Linked DNA regions of Homo sapiens: region 2 is linked to region 1. Evidence: read pairs that join two places in POLR2A ChIA-PET (ENCODE). Cell type or tissue: PC-9. All regions are shown on one strand. Each heading gives the region's core, and the rest is flanking DNA. Links, peaks and the distances in the headings are about the cores only. Region 1 has its middle 36 kb from the start of MIR760. Region 2 overlaps ARHGAP29-AS1 (ARHGAP29 antisense RNA 1).

Region 1 (2,918 bases), core at 144-2,643:
CAGAGCCTATGGTGGAGACATGACAGAGAGAGGGCTTTCAAAAGATTGACCTGATAGAGGTATGAAGAGGTATGAAGGGCAGATAGGAGAGGGGGAGACTTGAGGTAGGAAAACTAGACAGGAGGTCCCAGCGGTGGGCTTCCTGGGACGGAAGGGCCTGGGGAAAGGGGATGGTAAGGGTGCGTGGAAAATAAGGGAGTTTAAGCATTCTAGCTAAGTGGGAAGTAGAATTACACAAAGAATCCATTTGTTCTATTAGACTTTTGGCCTTGAGTTACCACCAAAATTGATATGAAGCATTCAAGTCTTCAAAGATGTTTTTTAAAAAAATCAATCCATTAAATGTATTTACAGGACATTTATTACTAAAAATTAAGCACGAGCTTTCATATGAACATCTTCAAAAGTCTCCTAAGCAGCAAGTGGGCAGATGGAGACAATGATGTGCTGGGAAACGTTTACCAACAGGCTGGGAGTCAGGAGAGCCCTGATTTGTAGCGAATGTCAGTTTCCGAGCTATAAAATTCTCTCATAATGGCCGATTTCAAGCTAACAACATGATGTCAACTAGCTTGTAAAATTCCAAAAATATGTCAGTTGGCTCTTGGGAGCCAGTACAAGCTGTTTCTAGCACACTCCAGAATGTAGAACAAATGACAGGAAATGGTTGGAGCCACTGCATAAGTAGTGAGTAAGTTTCTTTTCAGCATTGGTTTCTGAACCCAGAAAGCCAGGATTACCTGTGGAAGAAGCTCACAGGCCAGGTGACTTTGGGCCCCAAGCATTGGAGCATCAGTTAACAACAGTTCTTTCCAAAGAATGGAAAATGGCGGATAGGTTGGATTTGTTCCAAAGCCCCAAAGCCAGGAGGATTATTTTACATAATAGAGAAGCATAAAGGAAAGGGAAGAGTCTTAAAACTAAGAGGAAAGAGACCCGGTGTTTGCACTTATCTCTGTCTCTGATACTTAGCAGCTGTGTGCTTAACTGCTTTGAGCCTCACCCTCTGTCTTTGAAAGCAAGGACAATACTAATAGTATACACAGCTCCATGCAAAGCCTAGAAGGCATTCCATATCAGTCAGACTTCACAACCCTCCCTTTCTTCCCTGCTACAGCATTCACCCCTCTCCACTTAGGTTTATGCTGCCCCAGACCCTGTATCTGTCCCATAGAAACTATCCTCTCACGTCTGAGGGATGTCCCACACCTTCAGGGTAGATCTGGAAGCCGCACTGGCCAGTCTGCTGCAGAGAAGAAGGCAAAGGGAGAGAAGCTGATTGTGTCCCCATCAGCTTTCACGGCTGTGCTTTGGTCCCTCACGAGCTGTACTTCCTGCCCTTGGATTCTAGTCTTTCTTTTTTTCTGATAATTTTTTCTTTTGGCTTAAAATTGGGATTCTGTTACCTGTAACCCAAAGAGCCTGAGACACCCTAATTATCTTCCTTCAAAAATTCTGGTAGAGACAAAAGACACTGGCCTGGGAATCAGATTTGAGTTTTGACCTTGGACAAATGACTTCACCTCTCTGGGTCTTGGTTTCTCATCTGTAAGATGAACCAATGAACCAAATGAATGTAAATGAATTTTAGCACTAGTGTACTGCTCTGTTCTACATATCTTTAGCCTAATGGGAGTATATTAGAGTTAAATGCCCACTCAATTCCACTAGTCAGAAATGAGTTGATTTGAATGACCAGAGAGCTTTGGACAGTATTTGCACAGTACTGATTAACTCCCTAGCCAGTACTATCTGGGCACGGGTGACACCTTAGTTCGCCTGGTGTCTGTAGAGGGTCCTGGAACTTGTGTAGGATTGTGAAAGGCTGCTGACAGTGGGCCTTGGCATGCATGGAGAAGGATGATGCTGCAGGGACATGTGGTTTTCATGAACATTTTTGAAGCCATGAAAGTGTCCTAGGGTTCCTGACCTGGCATCAGAGTGTGCTGATGTGGGCCAGTTTCCTGTCTGAGACTTTGAGAGATGGATGGGAAGAGGTGAATATTTCATCAGTCATAACCACGTTTAGTATTCACCCTGGGAGATGCTTTCCCTGTGCTAAGGGAAAACTTAAGGGCTAGTTGTCAAAAAAGTCTTTTTGTGTGTGTGTGGTAACAATAAAATAGTAATTGCTATGGAAGATGCGTATATTTATAAACTATAAAGAAGAAAGTGAAATAATCTGTTAACCAAAGACCTGGAGATAACTTCTAACAGCAATTTCTTTTTTTTTTTTTTTTGAGATGGAGTCTTGCTCTGTCACCCAGGCTGGAGTAAAGTGGCATGATCTCGGCTCACTGCAACCTCCGCCTCACGGGTTCAAGCAATTCTCCTGCCTCAGCCTCCCGAGTAGCTGGGATTACAGGCACATGCCACCATGCCTGCTAATTTTTGTATTTTTTTTTAGTAGAGCTATCTTGGCCAGGCTGGTCTCGAACTCCTGACCTCAGGTGATCCACCTGCCTTGACCTCCCAAAGTTCTGGGATTACAGGCGTGAGCCACCGCATCGGGCCAGCAGTTCCATTTATATCCTTCTAACTGCATGCCACCAGGTTTTACACCGTCTTATAAACTGCTTATCTTAAAAATGTTTGGGAGAATTCCTCGTTAAAGACCTTTATTGGGTCTTCAATGATTTTTTTTTTTTTTTTTTTTTATCTTTTTGAGACGAAGTCTTGCTCTGTCGCCCAGGCTGGAGTGCAAAGGCGCTATCTAGGCTTGCTGCAACCTCTGCCTCCCAGGTTCAAGCAATTCTCCTGCCTCAGCCTCCCGAGTGGTTGGGATTACAGGCACCCACAGCCACGCCCAGCTAATTTTTGTATTTTTAGTAGAGATAGGGTTTTGCCATGTTGGTCAGAGTGGTCTCAAACTCCTAACCCCAGGTGATCCGCCCACCTCGGCCTCCCAAAGTGCTGGG
Region 2 (2,918 bases), core at 324-2,823, 440 kb before region 1:
CCAAGCTATAAGCAGAACTTTATAATGTAAGATTCTTGAGTTACTTATGGCTCTTTCAGATAAAGATTTGGTGAAGTCATGAAACTTGTCATATGTTAGTATATTGGTTACAAGCAGCTAAAGTAAAATCTTTCTCAAACAATGTAATATAGTTCTCTTATCTGATTAAAACTCTCAAAATGTTAACAAATTAATCTTTTCAAAAGATAACTCTAATGTTTGGATATATTGTATTGTTATTTTCTTTAAATCTTTCATTCGTTGATGAATTCCAAGTACTTTTCCAGGGGCTGGAAACACAGTGGTGAACAAAGCAGGCAGAGTCCCTTCTTTCATAGAACTTAACATACCCATACTAGTAAGGGGACATTTAAAAAATCTGTAAATAAACCAATAAATCTATATCAAGTCAGTAGAGGGATAAGTGCAAAAATTAAAGCAGAGTAAGGAAGAAAGGGAGTATCAAAAAGGGGGATGCTGTTTTTATGGAGGAGTCAAGGAACATGTCAATAATCTGGACCATTTGAGGAGAGACCAGAAGGCAGCAAGGAAAAGGGAGCAAGGAACAAGTCACGTAGATGTATGGGAAAAGCCAATTCCAGGCAGAGGAAACAGCAAAGGCAAAAGTCCTGAGGCAAAAGGGACTTTGGGGTACCTGGGGAAGAGCAAGAAGGACAGAGACGCAGAGGTAGAATAAGAGGAGTCATTTCCTAATATCTTTTTCTAAGAGAAGTATGGTCAAACTTAACTTCATGTTAATGTCAATTTCCATGAAGTCCAGCAGAAATTCTTCATTGAACTTCTTCTGTGTCTCAGCTTTTCATTTATAAAATGGGTATGATAGGCCAGGCACGGTGGCTCACGCCTGTAATCCCAGCACTTTGGGGGGCCGAGACCATCCTAGCTAACACGGTGAAACCCCGCCTCTATTAAAAATACAATAAATTAGCCGGGCGTGGTGGTGGGCACCTATAGTCCCAGCTACTGGGAGGCTGAGGCAGGAGAATGGCGTGAACCCGGGAGGTGGAGCTTGCAGTAAGCCAAGATTGCGCCACTGCACTCCAGCCTGGGTGACAGAGCAAGACTTCCTCTCAAAAAAAAAAAAAAAAATGGGTATGATAATAGCACTTCATAGGTTATTGTGAGGACTGAATAATTTATGAAATGTAAAGTATAATTAAAAGTGTATCACTAGCACAATAACTAGACATTTATAGTTTACTAGCACGGAGTAAAGTATAAATGGCTAGTTATTATTACTACCACCATAATCTTTTTATTCACAGTAGTATCAATAATTGCATTTTTAAGGCTAATATTATTTTTGGCACTGATCATTAATTATTAGGGGAGTTACCTTATACATATTACTAAGACATCAGGTAGGGTTATGGTATGTGATGGCTCAAGCACAGAGGTTTATATCATCAAAATCTTATAAGAAAGTTTAAAACACATTAAAAATTGGAGTTCGAAATGTAGTAACTTAATTTGGACGTAACATGAGTATGATATCTTCATCTATATACTCAAATATTTCTTTATTTTTGTCAATCTTAGTTTCCTGTCCTTATGACAGCACAGAATTCTTGGATGTTGGTAATGTCTTTCACATTCATTTCCAGCATGAGGTCTGAATTGATTCCTTGTTTCTCAATTACACCCATCATGGAATCAAGATTAATAACCTGCTTGGTGAGTTTTGTCCACCTTGGAATCTGGAGGCTTTGTACTCACTGTGGCCTGTTAGACTCTGAGTCGTTCCTTTTACATGCCCCAGCAGTGAGGTCAAGGACAGCCGCAGTCCAGGGAGTCCAAGGACTGCCTGCCTTGGGGCCACCCGTGCAGGCTTCCATTACTTCTTCCCCTCTCCCAGGCATTATTCATCATGGTTGAGGAGAATCTAAGGGTGGATTTAAAATTCCCTGATATATCCCCTGTGCTCAGAACAATGTCTGGCACATTAGAGGTATTCAGTGAATATTTGTGGAATCAATAAAAATACAACAGACATGATGGACAATGTGGGTCCCTCCTAAACAGACTGCTGTTGAAGTGTGGCAGAGGGGAAGAGCACCTGTCCACTCTGCTCCCCTGTGGGGCTGGGCTCCCACCTCCACCACCCACATGGAACATGCACACTTGTGATCAGTCCCTTCACCTCAGGGAACAGGATATCTGGGATAGGCTTTGCTTTAGACATGAGGTTTTTGTGACCATCATATTTGGTTCTACTAGATACAACCAAGTTGAGTGCAGTTTGTGATTTAAAAAAAAAATCACACTGGAAGAATTTTTACTGCTGGGCCTACCATTCATGCCCTCAACATCCCTCCAGAAAATTCTTAGTGGGGGCCCATTCTGTATTAGATACAGACCTAACTAATGTAGTACTGTGGAACTTTCAATCTAATTAGCATAAACACTGCCAAAAACCATGGCACCAAAACCATAAGTGCCACAAGAATAGTATCCTATGTACAATATGATGTCAAATAGGATGACTAATTTTCTTTCTTTTTTTTTTTTTGAGATGGAGTTTCACTCTTGTTGACCAGGCTAGAGTGCAATGGCACAATCTCAGCTCACCACAACCTCTGCCTCCTGGGTTCAAGCGATTCTCTTGCCTCCGCCTCCCAAGAGCTGGGACTACAGGCATGCGCCACCACACCTGGCTAATTTTTTGTATTTTTACTAGAGATGGGGTTTCTCCATGCTGGTTAGGCTGGTCTTGAACTCCCGACCTCAAGTGATCCACCCACCTCGGCCTCCCAAAGTGCTGGGATTGCAGGCGTGAGCCACCGCGCCCGGTGGATGACTAATTTTCACTGGAGCGAACAGAAAGGCTTCAGAGCAGAGGCAGGATTCTCTATCATGGAAGGAATGAAAAATATTTCAATAAGCAGAGTGGATATGTG

What was found. Peaks named below come from ENCODE experiments on the same cell type or tissue, not always from the same donor. Only the 100,000 strongest peaks of a DNase experiment are listed, where the experiment ranks them.
Region 2: POLR2A ChIA-PET joins it to region 1 with 11 read pairs; 2 of 35 experiments call an interaction of 5 or more read pairs at or near these places.

The regions. Positions count from the first base shown.
Region 1 is chr1:93,809,515-93,812,432 of GRCh38, reverse strand. It overlaps a transcript of BCAR3 not described here. Among named protein-coding and RNA genes, the nearest start is that of MIR760, 36 kb to the left of the region's middle. In PC-9, for the core only: no CTCF peak of the experiment used is centred there; no DNase peak of the experiment used is centred there; H3K27ac peaks cover 292 bases.
Region 2 is chr1:94,249,364-94,252,281 of GRCh38, reverse strand. It overlaps ARHGAP29-AS1 (ARHGAP29 antisense RNA 1), which reads right to left. Exons shown (of 4, transcript XR_002958338.2): 2 at 2,763-2,869. It also overlaps a transcript of ARHGAP29 not described here. Among named protein-coding and RNA genes, the nearest start is that of ARHGAP29-AS1, 3.0 kb to the right of the region's middle. In PC-9, for the core only: no CTCF peak of the experiment used is centred there; DNase peaks (open chromatin) are centred at 1,154, 1,711 and 2,470; H3K4me3 peaks cover 1,102 bases; H3K27ac peaks cover 2,500 bases.